Linked DNA regions of Mus musculus: region 2 is linked to region 1. The links are chromatin loops, found by intact Hi-C in ENCODE. Cell type or tissue: left cerebral cortex. All regions are shown on one strand. Links, peaks and the distances in the headings refer to the core of each region. The heading gives the core; the rest is flanking DNA.

What was found. Hi-C counts contacts between places; a loop is a spot of excess contacts. Peaks named below come from ENCODE experiments on the same cell type or tissue, not always from the same donor. Only the 100,000 strongest peaks of a DNase experiment are listed, where the experiment ranks them.
Region 2: a loop joins it to region 1, with 2.3 times the contacts of the local background. A loop is called at or near these places in 4 of 42 quality-filtered maps.

The regions. Positions count from the first base shown.
Region 1 is chr2:156,510,756-156,519,082 of GRCm38, reverse strand. It overlaps Epb41l1 (erythrocyte membrane protein band 4.1 like 1), which reads right to left. Exons shown (of 25, transcript NM_001368800.1): 13 at 8,202-8,327; 14 at 7,263-7,298; 15 at 4,873-5,055. Among named protein-coding and RNA genes, the nearest start is that of Gm33977, 16 kb to the right of the region's middle. In left cerebral cortex, for the core only: a CTCF peak has its summit at 3,106; DNase peaks (open chromatin) are centred at 583, 3,114 and 3,736; H3K27ac peaks cover 1,148 bases.
Region 2 is chr2:156,376,958-156,385,284 of GRCm38, reverse strand. Gm14170 (a long non-coding RNA gene) reads left to right here. Exons shown (of 5, transcript XR_003954079.1): 3 at 5,127-5,260; 4 at 6,068-6,421; 5 at 6,849-7,140. Among named protein-coding and RNA genes, the nearest start is that of Norad, 12 kb to the left of the region's middle. In left cerebral cortex, for the core only: a CTCF peak has its summit at 3,791; DNase peaks (open chromatin) are centred at 3,756 and 5,136.

The DNA.
Region 1 (8,327 bases), core at 98-8,097:
TTCATGCTCAGCACTTGGGAGCCCAAAGCAGGAGGACCACGCATTTGAGTCCAGCCAGGGCAACATGGGAAGGCCCTGTGGAAGGAGGGATAAGACAGAAGGAGGGGGTGGGGGAGGGGGTAGGAAGGCAGGGAGGTCCTGATGACTGTAGATGAGACAGTAAGGCTGATGTGGCAGGTCACTGGAGAAAGGTGCACACTTGGCTCAGACCCCACAAGGCACTGTCCTTGTTTCTTTTTTTTTTCTTATTTTATTTTTATTAGATATTTTCTTTATATACATTTCAAATGCTATCCCGAAAGTCCCCTATACCCTACTGTCCTTGTTTCTAAGAGCATCTCCCGACACCAGAGCATCTCCCGACACCATGTCCCTAACGCTGGGATGCTGCTGCCTCACTGTCTCACTGCTCTCAGGAGACGACACTGAGTGGTTTGTTTTTATTTTTACATGAAGAAGACTTCAGGGAGAGTTGCAGGCTGTATTCTCCCTTGTCTGGAGCTTGCTCATCTCCTTCCTACATTCACAGCAAACTCACGTCTGCTACAGAAGTTTTCTCTGTGGGAGGAATAGCGTCTATATCCTCAGAAGCCACACCGACAGATGGGGCACAGAGGCTACATGAAGGATGTTTTCCTATCAGTAGACTCCCACGGCCAACAGATTATGGGATGTAGGGATCCAGACCCAGCATCCACACAGGGCCACAGAAAACCCCAAGAGCCTTTGACCTGGTGCTCATCTGGACCCAGAAGCAATGCCCTCCTCACTTAGAAGGCTTGCCTCTCTACAAACTCAAGGATGCTTTTGGAAGGAAGACATGTACTTTTGCCAATGTCCGATGAGTTTAGATGGCTGGAAGGAGAGAAAAGAAGGAGACTGTGCCCTAACCCATAGACTATAATCAGGCTTCTAAACACAGACAAGAGCTCAGGGCAAGTCACGGTCAAGGGTCAAGACACCTAATCCCAAGCTTAATGTTAGTTAGAGCCTGCATCCGGAAAGGATCATGCCTTTGCCCCCTTGGAACTAGAGGGAACCAGTTTTTCTGTCTTCTGGGAGTAGCAGCAATCCTGTCCTTACTGGTACATAATGGATGAGGGAGGGGCTGGCCCTTCGTGGATCCCTGGGGTGGGGACACTTGCCATTTATAAGACAGGGACAATGTGGACCACCTTTGCTATCCTCTCCACAGCAGAGTCTGGCCTGTTCCCCACAACCCCAGGGAAAGGGTTTTCTTAAGATCCTGGAGGGTAGACAGGGATGGGCTGGAGGCCCAGGGGCAAGGGGTGTGGGAGAGTGAAGACAGTAACCTCAGGAGACGCTGCGAGGCTTTTCTGAGTGAACACTTCCAAGCCTGCTGCTGTTCCAGGGACCAAGTCCTGCTGAGAAGTGTCGTGGATCCTCTGGGCCTGCAGGGGAGGCCCAGGCCAGAGGAAAAGGAGAGAGAGAGAGAGAGAGAGAGAGAGAGAGAGAGAGAGAGAGAGAGAGAGAGAGAGAGAGAGCGAGCAGGAGAGACACACATAGTCTGTAAATAGTCCAGCTTTGTAAGCCCCATATTAACATGTTAGTTCATAGGGTCAGTCAGGAAGGAGCCATTCTGAGGGAAAAGACAGATAACAACAGCAAGGCAATCCTGTGCCTTCTGGCCAGAACCCCATTCTCACTAACACTTGAGGGAGTTTAGAATACCATCATTAGACTCTGACTTCAAGCCTGCCGGAGGTGTCATGGCTCAGGCTATGATTCGAACTTATAGTGGGGGTCACAGTCATATTTTTTAAAAGTTGTCTTTGAGAAGCTGAGGAGATGCCATAATTAGTAAAATCCTCAGACAGGCAGGAGGATTTGGGTTCAGATCCCCAGAACCTATGAAAAAAAGCCAGGTGTGGTCCCAGCTCTGGGGAGGAGGTGCCAGGCAGATGCCCGGAGCTCACTGGCCAGCCAGCCTAGTTGAATCAGTGAGCTCCGAGTTCCATGAGAGGCTTATCTCAAAAAATAAAGTAGAGGAGCTGGTGAGATGGCTCAATGGGTGACAGTGCTGTTGCCAAGCCTGAAAGCCAAAGTTCAATCCCCAGGGCCCCAGGGACGAAGGAGAGACTCTGCAAAGTTGTCCTCTGACCGCCATACATACCCCACACAGACACATGCATGCACACATACACACACACACATACATACATACATACACATACACACACAAACATACATACATACCCCACACAGACACATGCACTGCATGCATACACACACACACATACACACATACACACACTGTAGATAAACACATACATATACATACACACACAAACATACATACATACACACACTGTAGATAAACACATACATATACATACACACACAAACATACATACATACACACACTGTAGATAAACACACACATAAATAAAGATGATTTTAAAAATGGTAGAGAGTGACTAAGGAAGATGCCCCCCCCACAGAGGTGTGCCTAGTAATGCACACACACACACCACTACCCCCCTACACACACAGAGGTGTGCACAGTGCTACACACATCCACACCACCACCACCACCCCTTAATTGGCTTTCAAACTACCTGGGTTTGACCAATGGGAACAGTTCAAGTTCCTGCTGCTTTTCCCCTTGGCTTGGGTGGGACCCAGCAAGCTTAGAGATGTCTCTGGGAGTTCTGGTGGCATGTCCTTGCAGGGTCCTCTAGAGAGCCATATTGGGCCAGGGATCCAGTCACCTTCAGCAGTGTCCCATAACTGTCAACACTTCTTAGGGGACACTGAACTCCCACCTTCATTGTTCAGTTAGCCTTGCCAATGACCTCCCAATGGGATGACACTCTGGTCCCCTTTAAGATCACCTATGCAACGAGACTCACAGAGGTAACATCACCTACCGGAGGACAGAGTGAAGTTCTTGTCTATGACTCCTCCCTATTTTGCAAATCCTCAAGAACCCATAAATGCCAAGGCCCTAAAAGCCAGCTCTAAATGGTCCATAACTCCAAGGTGGGCTCCTGTACTCCTCATGAGTACCGACTACAGTTTTCAGGGCTAAGGAGGTGGTGGCTGGAACCGGTCCCTCTGTCAGCAGTTCCAGTTGTCACCAGCAGGTGGGGCACACCCCTTAACTCTGGTCCTAGCTCACCAACATTCATTCTGCCCATTCTTTCTCTGCGGGCATCTCACCCTTTGGGTAGCTTCTCCATCACACTTCAGTTGCATCCAGGCCAAGACCTAGCCCGTCTCAGGAATGTTAGAAGTCACCCTGTCCAAGTCTTTCCCGAGGGAATGAGCGGTCTAGAGGAGAGTGCTGTGCACCAGTCTGAGTCTTGGTTGTGCTGGGACCTCAGAAGCCCTCAGAAAAGGGGCTGGTCTAATCTACAGCCTGGGGACCATGTGCATCCTGGGTAACTACAAATGTCAATCAAGACATGCATATTTGACAACACGGTGTCATAATGTTTAAGTCTGTCACCTCTGCTAGTAGGTGCAGAAACTTGCCTCCTTTCTAGAGTATCAGGCTTCAAGGCCCCCAAAGCAACCCTGACTGTGTGATATTGATATTGGCAGCTATGGAATCCCAGCTGGGTTAGTTTTATGCCTCACAAGAAAGCTCTCTGTTATCTGGTGAGCTCAGACCATGGCGGGTACCAGTTCAATCAAACGCTCTATGAACTAAATCATGACTGCATCACCAATTTTCAAAGCACTGGAGAGAAAGCAGGTACACAGCTGGCTCTTCGCCCGCTCTGCACACGATCTGGCCTTGCCTCAAGCCAGCTGTGAATTAAAGACAAGCAAGCACAATGACTCATGGAACACAGCAAACGCATCTTTCGTGCCGAGTTGGTCTTTGTCTCTCTGGATCTCAGTAAAAGGCAGTCTTTAAACAGAGGGTTCCCAGCGTCCTTCCAGCTTTGATTTGGAGTTCTGCAAGGCACAGTCCTGGGACTCCATAAGGAAGACCAAGTTTTCCATATCAGGCAACACAGTGGCCATGCGGTCCCTCTCCGGGCATTATTTCATCTGACCTTTGTAAACATCCTTATTCACCTAACAGGGCCTTGGAGAGATTAAGTAACAAGCTCAGAGCCCTCAGCCCTCAGGTAATGGAACCAGGAGCTTAAGTCTAGAACACGATCAATCTGGTGAGCGGTGAGCGGCAGCTTGAGCGAGAAGACGAATACATTGAAATGGGTAAATCCTGCCAGGATTCCACAAGTGCCGATACAATAACTTGGGGTATAGATATGGGATTTCCCCAAAGCCTGTCTTCATCTTTCTCAATTAAGAAAATAGCCCCCTGATTTCCACCCTGGAGGCAGGACACACAGGGTCCTGAGACAGTCTCAGGAGCGTTGGGTTTGTGCAGTGGACTTACCACCTTGGTGAGACTTGAGGATCCTCCCAAGAGGGACCGTGTTCTCCCTGCACTCTCACATAAGCCCCCAAGGGTCTGGCTCCTGGGTAGAGCTTCCAGGATTCTTAAAGTTGAATTTGCAAGAGACTTGCCTGGGGCACTTGTTTAAAAGGCTGGTTCCCTGGAACTCTGATTCAGTGGGTCCCACAGGGGGTCTCGGAGTTTCTAGCAAGCACCCTTTCCCCAGTTTCCTTTGCTTGACTGAAGGGGAACACAAACAAGCTACCATGCATTTTTTGGAGTTTTTCATGTTTTAAGATGGTCCATGGGACTCAGGGGTTAGTGGGTTTGACTTTCTCAGCCTAACCTGCCTCCCCATCCCTCATGTCTGTAAGCAACTAGGAGACACATTATTTGTGTGGAGGATAAATGTAAATATGTACTTAGCCCCTGCCCCACCCAACTCTGTGTCTCTTTACTCACAGTCCCATCAAGGGCCACAGCATGGTACCTACCTCACTGGCTTTTTCCGGGGTGCCCTTGGGGGAGGGGGAGGCAGGCGACGAGGGCAGCCTGCGCTCCCGATCCCAGTCTCGATCCCGGTGGATCAGTTTGCTGTTGGGCTCCTTCAGGGTCCTCTTGAGTTCATTGATGCTGGCCTGGTGCTTCAACAAGACATCCTCTGGCTTGTCCAGGAACTAGGCATGAGAGAAGAGGGAGAGGTATAAGATGACCTACTGTGGGCAGAAGACACAGGAAGACTGGGATCACCACCCTCCACTACCCCTCCCTACACTGTCCCCCTCATAACAGTCCCAGGAGTCAAGGAAGCAAAGACAATGAACTCCACGGGGTGTCCTGACCAGGGGCATGGGGTGACTGGATGGTGTCGTGCCCTCTCTTCCCCTGCCTCCCTTACCCAAGAACATTCAACTCCACGGAGCCCTCAAGTCTCGGTGAGCACCCATTGTGTTCTGAGCACAGACAGAGTCAGGCACAGACTTTCCTGTTTATGATCCAGGCACAGCAGGCTGTGTGTTCCAAGGTGAGACGTCCCTGCTCTGTTCACTGAGCCGCACTGGCTCGCTGGCTTCCCGGAACCCTCTTGAATCGTGGCTCCTACCTCTGGTCAAGACTAGGATCACTTAATAGTGTGCTCAGTCTGGGCTCCCTTGAGCCCCCATCCAACCGCTCAGGCTCCATGGAGGCATGGGAGAAAAAAGTGCCTAAGCTGGATCACTTAGAAAACTGGGCCCCGTTCCCTTACTCAGGACCAGAGAAAGATCGTGCAGCACTGCCTGCCGTGAGCTGCTGCCTTCTCTATCCCAGAACCTTTCGGATGCCTTCTGAGTACTGACTCTCTAAGAGTAGGAGAAGTCAGACACCGTCAGAGAGACCAGGAAGCTAGGGTGGAAGTGAAGCTTTTGTGGGGGCGAGAAACCTGAGACTAGGAAGAAGAGAGGTGAGTTTCAAGGCCTAGCACACGAAGAAGTCAGGTAGAGCTGGAGTGCCCGGTGTGTACGAGTTCATGCCAGTGTTACAGATGGAGCAGTGTGCTTGGGCCCTGGGAGGATGAGCCACAGACAGCTGCCCATGCTGGCCATCTGCTTGGGACATCATCTGGGACAGAGAGAAGTGGGCGGGGAGCCTAGGGGCTATCTGTAAGGCTATTTGAGAGGAGCCACCTGGGAGATAATCTTGCTCTTGGGTAAGGCTGGAATCTTCCCTTGGACTCAGCTCTGGCATCTAAGAATCTCTATAGTTGCTTTCAAACCTTCTCAGGAAGAAAGCCAATCCAACCGAGGCTTCTGCCACCCCCCCCCCAGGCACCTGCTTGGACCTCGGCCCTCTCTCCCTCCCTCCCTCCCTCCCTCCCTCCCTCCCACCCTCCCTCCCTCCCTCTCTCTCGGGCTAAGCTGGCCACAGACAGTGTCCGTCGGAGAGGTCAAACTCAGTGGACTTTGCCCAGGGCTTGAGTACGGGCCTCAATGGTGAGTGGCAATGAATAGCAGATGATCCCAATGGGCCTGCTGGCCTTGGGGGTGGGTTGTGCTCCCAATAGTACAACTGTTGGGTCCTGGGATTCCTAGAGCTTAAAGGCTGAGAGTCAAGGCCTGGCACAAGAATAAGGCAGGTACTGCTGGAGTCACAGGTAATATGCCTGCCCTATTGTGTAGCTGACGATCAGGGCCCACCAAGTCTTTCTAAGACCCAAAGTTGGTAGTTGAGCCGGGCTGAAGCCCGGATGGCAGGGTATCATGACAGGCTCTGACTATGGCCTGCTCTCAGCTAGGATAAATTGTCTCTCTTGTACTGAAGGGTCCAGAGAGATCTGGGTGCTGCAAAAGGGAACAAGAGGTGGGGGTGGAAGGCGAAGTTGATAGAAGCAGAGAACAGGAAGGTGAGAAGAGAGAAGGAGAGGAGGTTTCCAGGGAGGCACCAGCAGCCCACTCAGGAGGGCGGTAGGGCTGGAGTCTGAGCGAGCAGGTGCTCCTCCTTCCGCACCCGAGCCCCACCCTCACATCTGGTTGTCAGGGGATACAAAGAACACAGAGAAGATGGGGGTGTGGGGCAGAGGTGATGCTAAGGAAGGGTGGGAGTAGAGGGAGGAGCTAAATGGACTCAGAGAACTGGTGGAGGATGCAAGTGGGGTGGGAGGCAAGCATAGATCACCAGGCCAAGCGACGAGGGACATTGGGTGGCAGGTACTGCACAGGGATGGGACTAGAACCTGCCCTGGGACTTGAAGACATGAGCATAACAGGGAGGGCAGTGATCAGAAAGGAAGATAACGGAAGAGGGTGTGGAAGGAGGGCAGACATGAGGCTGAAGGTAGGGGGCCTGAGCCAGGGAGATGGAATGGGAATCTGATGGCTATGGGGGGAGGGGTAGGTCCATGCAGTACCTCCTGCTTGTGTCGTGGCGTGGTTTCCTGCTCCGGCTGGTGGGATAGCGGGAGGGAAAGGAACCAGCAGGGTCAGTAGGACAAACAGATTAGAGACACCACCTCCAGCCTGATCCAGCAGAGTAGCCCTGTGCACTCACACCCAGTCCCACCATGTAGTACAGGCCAGGAGAGCTGCTAGACTGCTCATAGGTAACGGGTGGGCAGAGGAACTTGTGGGGCAGGAAGCAGGCAGCTATCTCAGGAAGGCAAAGGAAGGGCTAGGGAACTTAGAGGCCTCGTGGGTGAGACACACTCACGGGCAGATATGTGTCTGCAGTTTCCTGCTGTTTCCAGCAGTGAGGGTGAGTCTAGGGGACCTGTATTCACATGACAGAACTACATGGCAGAAAAGGACTGCTCAGCAATGCCAAGGAAGCCACACCTAGCTTGCGTGTGGCCAAGCCTGTGCATGTGAATGCGCCGTCATCATGTCTGTGCCTGAGTCTAAGGCTAGGGGAACATGTACACAGACATGCTGGGGTGTGGGTGTCCACAGTGAGGGTGAGACTGCTAGAAAGGACACATTAAGAGTCCACATGGAGGTCTCTGGTGTCCTGGTCATGCTCAGTGGAGGAGAGGAGACACAGAGCCAGACAGAAGTTAACAGGGAGACCAGGAGTTAGTAAGAGGGAGTCTGAGACTCCTAGGAAGTTAGCACCCGAGACCCAGGAAAACTGGGCAAAAAGGGGTAAAGGGGTCAGCATGCCCACCTCCACCCCCACCCACTCTGCTTGCCCAGGAGGACAGTCCAAGGCCCAGGTCCTGTCCGTGGTGCGCCCCACAGCAAGGGAGCCTGAATATAATTGGGACTTGGGAGGCCAAAGCCGCATCTAGACCCCAGCCACCCTCCCATCATCCCGGGGCTTCAGAGTACACGGCATCCCAGCAGACTCTTACCTTCAGCTCCTTGATCTTGGTGGGTGTCCTGACCTCTCCTTCTTCAGCCTCTGATCGGCGTCCCCCTGACTCGGCGTCATCTTCCCGCTTGTCACCGTCAGGCCCTGCATCGTGATTCTCACTGAC
Region 2 (8,327 bases), core at 260-8,259, 130 kb after region 1:
GGACATAGACGTCAAAACAAGACTGAGAGATGTTATACAGGAGTAACCAAAGCTGTGACAAGGAAATGGATCTATGTGCACCACGTGTGTCCAGCCCATGTGTGTGCAGTCCACATGTGTGCAGTTCATGTGTGTGTAGGTGCCTGTAGAAGCCAGGAGACAGCATCAGAATCCCTGGAGCTGGGGTTGTAAATGTGTGAGCCACCTGATGTGGGTGTGGGGACCAAACCTGGCCCTCCAGAGAAGCATCAAGGGCTCTTAACCTCTAGGCTCTCTAGGCCTCAGAACAAGTCTTGCCACACACACACACAAAAATCTATTTTTGTCTATAGATTTTTTAGGTTTTGTTTTTTCAAGACAGGGTTTCTCTGTGTAGCCCTGGCTGTCCTGAAACTCACTCTGTAGACCAGGCTGGCCTTGAACTCAGAAATCCACCTGCCTCTGCCTCCCAAGTGCTGGGATTAAAGGTGTGTGATACCACCTCCGCCTAGCAACATTTTTATATTATAACTACAGGTCTGACTTATTTATTTAGATATTGAGGCCACAGTTACCAAATGCTTAAAAAAGTAAAAAAACAAAAACAGTTTTAGTTCACAGCAAAACTGAGTGGAAGGTATAGAGATTTGCCATGCTCTCCTTGCCCTTGCCTGTATCTGGCTTCCCCCATATCTTAGCTATGGTTTTATTGCTGTGAACAGCATACTGTGGCCATGGCAACTCTTGTAAAGTATTTAATTGGGGCTGGCTTACTGTCTCAAAAGTTTAGTCCATTATCATCATCGTGGGAGCATACAGGTAGACAAAGGTGCTGAAGGAGCTCAGAGTTCTACAACTAGATCTACAGCCAGCAAGGAGGAAAGCAGGCCACTCAGCTTGGTCTGGGCTTCTGAAACCCCTCCTCCAACAAAGACACACCTCCCAATAGTGCCACTCCCTTTGAGCCTGCAGGGCCATTTCTTTCAAACCACCACATTCTCCTCCCTAGCCCAGATAGACCTGTAGCCATATCATAGTGCAAAAAGCATTCAGTCTAACTTCAAGATTCCCCATAGTCTATCAGTCTTAACACCATTTAAAAACCCCAAGTTTCTTCTGAGACTGACACAATCTCTTGACTGTAACGCCCTATATAAAATCAAAATCAAAAAGTACATACTTCCAACATATAATGGCACAGGCTATACATTACTATTCCAAAATGGAGGGAAGGCAGGACAGTGAGGAAATACTGGATCAAAGCAAGACAAAAAGCCAGCGAGACAAACTCCAAGCTCTGCATCTCCATGTCTGATGTCAAAAGGCTCTTCAGATCTCTGATTCCTTTCAGCTTGGCTGACTGCAGCACGCTTCTCCCTTGGGCTGGTGTCACTCCCTGTTAGCAGCTTTCCTCAGCAGGTGTCCCACGATTCTGGCATCTCCCACCTCTTTGGGTCTCCCATACAATCCAGGCTTCACCTCTGAGGCTCTACACAATGGCCTCACTAGGCTTCCATGCACAGGCACCCCCAACACACTCCTGACCTCAGAGTTTTTCCTTAGTCATGGAGGGGGATTCCGGAACCCCTTTCTTCTATCCTTGACTCTAAAGCCAGAACCACAGGGCCAAAGCTGCCAAGTTCTGCTGCTTGCTGGGGCCTGACATAGCTCCCTTAGCTCCCTTGTTCAATTTATATATATAATAAGTTCTGCACCAGCTTTTTTGTTTGTTTGGGTTTTTTGCTTGTTTTTTTGTTTTTTGATTTTTGTTTTTTTCAAGACAGGGTTTCTCTGCAGCCCTGGCTGTCCTGGAACTCACTCTGTAGACCAGGCTGACCTCGAACTCAGAAATTCGCCTGCCTCTGCCTCCCAAGTGCTGGGATTAAAGCCGTGCGCCACCACACCCGGGTCAGTTTTTTGTTTTTAATGGTTTCCTTCCCTGTCTATAGTTGGCTCTCCTGAAACTCACTCTGCAGACCAGACTGGCCTCAAACTGCCTACCTCTGCCTCTGGAGTGCTGAGATTAAAGGTCCAAACCACAGGACTCAGCCCTAAGCTTTTCTTTAATTCCTTGTCATATGTTGGGTGGGGTCTGGCTCTGAGGTCACCACTCCCTTTATCCCACTTAGCACTTTCACTTTTATCTACAAACTGTACATTTTGTATTTTTCCTTGCTTATCTTGCTCCTTTTCATTTTAGATCTACTACTAATAACCATACAACACAGTCAAGACTAGGCTGTTTTGAAATCTCTACTGAAGCTGTTAATAACTCTTCAATTTAACTTCAGGCAGATTTTTGGGGAGGAGACAAGGGCAGAAAGCAGACACATTCTTTGCCAAAAGAAGAATAGTCTAGGCCACATACTAAAATTATTCTCCTCTAAAACCTCTTGAGCCAGTCCTACACAGTTCAAATCAACCTCCGCACCACTGTCTTCTATGTTCCTACTAGTGTGACCCATTAAGGCCTGCTTAAAGCATTTGATTACTTTTCTAATCCAAAATCCCAAAGTCCACATTCCTCCAAACAAAAGTAGAGTCAGGTCTATCCCAGCGATACCCCACTCCTGGTACCAACTTCTTAGTAAGGGTTTCATTGCTGTGAAGACGGAGAGACACCATGGCCACGGCAAGTCTTAAAAAGGAAAATGTTTAACTGGGGCTGGCTTGTTGTTTCAGAGCTATAGTCCACTATAGGCATGATGGGAACCCATGGTGGCACACAGGCAGATATTGTGCTGGAGTAGGAGCAGGAAGAGAGAGTGCCAATGGACCCAAAGCCTACCTCCCAATGACATGCTTTCTCCAACAAGCCCACATCTCCCAATAGTGCCACTCTCTATGAGCCTGTGGGGGCCATTTTCACTCAAACCACCATACCCTACCATCAGCATCCCTCACCAGATGGGACAGTTTTATAGAGGATAAATTATCCACACCAGAGTCCATGCCTTATGTTAGGAGTGGCCATTGTACTGTACATCCCAGCCTGTGGGACTGGACAATTATATAATGGTGTGTAGTCACCATTAGAGTGTTTTGGTGTTTGGGTTTTATTTTGTTTTTGTCTATTTGTTTTTGTTTTTTATTGTTTTTGCTTTTGTTTTGTTTTTGAAGTGATTGAGTGTACTTACTGCCAGTGTACACTTAAAATAGTTAAGTTGACACTGGGTGTAGTGACCCATGCCTGTGATCCTAGTACAAGGGAGGCTGAGGCAGGAGGACCTTGAGTCAGAGGTCACTGAACTACACGGTAAGACCTTATTTTAAATACATACAGTTAAGACTATGAGTTTTATGTGGTTTCCATTTATAATTTTTTTGGTTTTTTTTTTTTTTTTTTTTTTGGTTTTTCGAGACAGGGTTTCTCTATATAGCCCTGACTGTCCTGGAACTCACTTTGTAGACCAGGCTGGCCTCGAACTCAGAAATCCAACTGCCTCTGCCTCCTGAGTGCTGGGATTAAAGGCATGCACCACCACGCCCGGCCTCCATTTATAATTTAAAATAACCTTTGAGCTGGTTCAAAGAACTCCTGAACACCTCGCACCCAGGTTTGCCAGTTGTTATTTTCTCTTTTCCCGTCATTCTCTCTGTTGTAAATATATGTATGTATGAAGTATGCGTGCAAGATGTGCTGCATGCATGTGTCTGCATGCATGTATCTCTGCATGGCATGTACAGGCTGTGCAGGGCATGCAGAGGCCCAAGGCTGATACTGGAATCATGTTCCATTGTCCTCTTAGCTCACTGAGGCGGGAATTTCTCAATCAAACCCAGAGCTCCCCCATATGGGGATTAGCAGTGTCTGCCTTCCCAGGCTGCAACTGGAGAGAGGCAGCCATGGCCTCTTAGTGCAGTCAGTTCTAGGGACTGTTAGCCGTAATTGTGTTAGCCACTGAGCCATCTTTTCAGTCACCCATTTAGTTCTATTTTCTCAAAATATGGTGTCTTTTTCTATGTAACTTAAAAATAGGTCAAGGAATGTATTAATCCCCAAGAAAAGGAGATTGGATTACATAACACAAGACAATGGGAAACAGTTAAATCAAGAAACAATTCTAGTCTCTAGCCCTCAGGCCACTTCATTCTCAGGCTGCTCTCATCTTGATTTGTGTGGGGGGAAGGGGGTAGGTAAGAACATAAGTGGGGCCAAGAAAATGTCATGGTTAGCCTCAGCTGTCAACTTGACACAAAGTAGAGTCGCCTGAGAAAAGGACGCTTCATCTGAAGAATTGCCTCCCTCAGTCGTCCTGTAGCAATTCTGTGGGGTGTTCTTGATTGATGTAGGAGGCCCTGCCCACTGTGGGCGGTGTCACTCCTGCTCCCAGTTATATACAAAAGCAAGCTGAGCAATCCAGTAAGCAGTGTTCCTCCACAGCCCCTGCTTTACTTCTTACCCCCAGCTCTGGCCCTGGCTTCCCTTGACGATGGCCAGGAAGCTAAAATGAACCCTTTTCAACTTGGTTTTGAGCAGAGGGTTTCCTCCTAGCAACAGAATACAAAGTAGGACATGAGACAGGGGTCCGCCTTGACAGGGGAGAGTAATGAGCCCTAGAAAGGAAAGGTCCCATAGTGCTGTCTCCTCTCGCTGCCCCCAGCTCTCTCCTTCTCCCATGTTGATTCCCAATGGTCACAACTCTGTAGCACCTATGAATACCTCACTCTTCCAGCTTTGTTCCCACTCCTTGGCCACTAGAAACTGTGATCATCCTATAGTCCCAGTGACAGGCCTGCAACTAAGTTCCTTGTTAAAGACGTGGCAACAAGGTGCACCAGGGCAAAGTGACCTGGGCTGTCCCAAAGCTCCCCGCCTCACAGGTGCCCCCAGGTTCCCAGGACCGGAAGGTGAGATTACCCCTCCCCTCACAATGAGGACTAGAGCGGTACCAAATGTGTTTGCTTCCAACTCCAAGCGGGCTCTTAAGACTCTTCCTATAATAAACACTGGCAACACTCCCTCTGTTTGTTTCTCCAGTGGGTTTTCCCATTTCCTCCAAACAGTGGAAGCTTTGACTGCCAGGGGGCTCTATTTTTGGCTGGGTGTGCCTACTTACATATGGGAGATCATGGCGGAGGGCGAGTGTGTTCTGTCTCGTGCAGTCTCGAGGCTTGGGTACACAGAATTTCTCTCCACAAAACAGGTGGCTCGCTGGGGAGAGATGAGTAACAGTGGCGTAGCAGTGCACACACTCCGAAGTGACTAACCAGGAGTGGGCAGCATGTGGAAAGGCACGCACACAGGCTGCCTGGATCAGCCACGCAACAGGCAAGCGGGGTGAGACAAAGCTTTTGCCTTCCTGGGCCTCAGGCTCTCTCTCTCTAACAAATTGAATAATGCCTCCTGGTTAATAGGCTATAATTTAAAAACAAGTGTCAGCCTTGTGCTCTGGTTTAGCCTGAGTCCCCATGGGCTCATGTGTTAGAAGCCCCGCCCTAGTGTGGCAATGGTAAGAGCCAAGTGGGACCTATGGAATGGGGGTGTAGCTCAGCGGTAGGGTGCTTGCCTAGCCCACAGCCCCAGGTCAGGTCACTAGCATCGCATACAACTAAGCATGTCGGCACAGGCCCGTAGTCCCAGCACTCAAGTGAAGGCAAGAAGAGCAGAATTGAAGGGCATCCTTGGTTCACAGTGAGTTTCCAGCCCAGGCTGCCCTGTCCCAAAATAATCAAGAGGTGGGAGGCCCTTGGATTATGTGGGCAGATTCTACCCTCAAGAGATTAAGGTGGATCGGTCTCACAGTATAGCCCTGGCTGGCCTGGAACTCACAACAATCCACCTGCCTCTGCCTCCCCAGGGCTGGGTTAAAAGTGTATGCTACCACACTTGGCACTAGGGTAGCTTTCATGAGGCCTGGTTGTTCTTTCAAGACCAAATATCATAAAAGGCCAAGTCTGGCCTGGCCTGTCTCACTGTGTGACCTCCCTCTTAGATTCCCACTGTGACAATGTTAGCTGTCATGTGAGCAGCCACAGAGGACCGTCAATAGGGCTGACAGCATGCTACTGCGACTTTCAGCTTTGAATACCATGAACAAAATAAAAGACTTTTTGTTCTAATTCAACCTGGGATGTTTCATTATAGTGGGAATCCGACCAGAACACCTCTGCACGGTACCACACACACTCATGCCTGAGCCCAGAACCTTCTCCTGCAGTTTGTCTTTTATTTATTTTTGAGACAGCGTCTCGGGGCAGCCTCAGACCTGTGAGCCTCTTCAGGTACGGTGATATTCCACCTGGCCCAGCACCTTCCCTTTTCTCAGAAACAGAACTGTAGGCTTCCTGGAACTTCAGACCTGTGCTCGGGTCTGCGTCTGTCAGGCCTCTGCAATGTGAAGCCATCCTCTTTTGCTAACACTTGTGCCATGGGGAATCATATCTACCTTCTGAACGAACTCTCCTGAGTGATGCTGACCCCGGATCGGCATTGCTTCAGGTAAGGGCTGGGGGTAGGGAGGCAGAGGCTTGGGAACTGATCCTTTCTGTATCCCTCAGCTCAGAAGCTCAGAAGTTGTCCTACCCTGACTGGCCCACCCCCTTCCCCACCAATGTTTTAGGCAGTACCCTCTCCCCTTGTCTGCCAACGGGTGAGTGACCCTCTGACCTCCACCTGCCAGGCTGCTCCTTAATGTTGACATCAGCCAGGTCATTAGAGAAGACTGTAGGATGTGCTGAGATACCAGCTTGGCCCCCTGCCCCGCAAATCATTTGCTGATGGCTCTTATTGCAGATGCTTGTCAGGCTCAGCTCTGAGGTCTGGTCCCGTTATCGAGGGAAGCCGTCCCTGGTTGATAGGGCTCCTTGTTAAATGGTACTAACCACCTCTGCAGTGCAGCAAGCACTTCCGTTGTGTTTGATCTTAGGATGGTGCGGGAGAGCAGAAGGCTCACACTGACCCAGCCATGCATGCTTGGTCACTGAGTTCATAGGAGTAGCCACACGGGAGCTCCCTGCTGGCTGTGGAGAGGACGCCTACCTCTGCAGATTTCTTCTCTCTAAATCCCTGTGACTGCTCTGGGGACTCGGAGAACTGTATTCCACTCTGTGAGTTTCTGAAGCCCACCTATGGCTTCTCCTCACTCAGGGCCTTAACCTTACCCCAGGATGCCCTTCCTTGTCTAGCTTACCCCCTTCCTTGTCTAGCTTCTCCCCACCCCCACCCCACCCCACCCCATGCCCTGCATGTCTCTCTCCTCTCTTTAACCTCTTCTCTCCTGCCCTTATCCCTGGCTATCCTTTCCTCATTTTGATTTTTGAGCCAGGGTCTCTATATTGTCCAGTGAGGCCTCCTAAGTTTGGTGATTAGCTGTGTGCTACCATTTCTCATCAGATTGTTGCCGCAGAGAATGTGTGGAAGAACATTCTGGAAGCTTTTCTCTCACTACCCAAGAAGTAGGACCCAAATGTCCTGATGAAGAAAAACTTTACCTTCTTATACATGTATCACCTCAGCAGTCCAATGGGGAAGAGCTGGCAGAAGCCAGCAGGGAGTGTGTGTGGGGGGTGTCACTGGATTCCACAAACTGATATTTAGCAAGATGGCTGTACTGTGGATGCTCCGTTCTTAGGAGCCCCTCCTTTCTCTAGCCAAGTTACATCTGTTCAAGAACCTTCAAGGGCCCCAGGTACGTTTGTGGTAAGCAGCAAACTATGGCCTGTGGGTCAGGTCCAAATTACCACCTACTTCGTCTTTACCGGCCATGGTCTCTTGTTTACATATTTTCTACGTCTCCTCCCTGAGGTAAAGCTGACTCTGTAAGAGGAACCATAGGGCCTGCAAAGCTTAAGCATCCTCTGGCTCTGTATATTGGCTACAGAGCCCTTGACTAGAGAAAAACACAGACTTCCTCATCCTTCTCTTGGCTTCCTCAGAGTATCTGCCCCAAAAGCTCAGATCCCACGAATGAGGCAGCCTCAGACTTGTGAGCCTCTTGCTTCAGCCTCTCCACTTCTGAGCCACTAACTGTTAACCCAAAGAGACCCCTAGTAAGGCACCCCAGTTCCCTAGGCCCCCAGACAGTGGTACCTGGTCGCTGTGGGTCACAGCCTGCTCTGCAGGAAGCTGATGTTTTGTATTGACAGGGTCTCATGTAAGCCAGGCTGTCCTCCAAGTCACTGTGCAGCGAGTGACCGTGAAATCCTTGTCTTAGTTTGGCAGCATGACTGTGAACAGCTTGAGGAAATAGAGCTTCCTTGGCTTTGAGGTTACAGCCATCGTCCAGGAACACCAAAGGCGAGAACCAAGGCAGGAATTGAAGCAGAGATCATAGAGAAACGCTGCTTCCAGGCTCAGCACGATCAAATAGCCTTTTTATATAGCCCAAGCCCACAGGCCCAGGGAC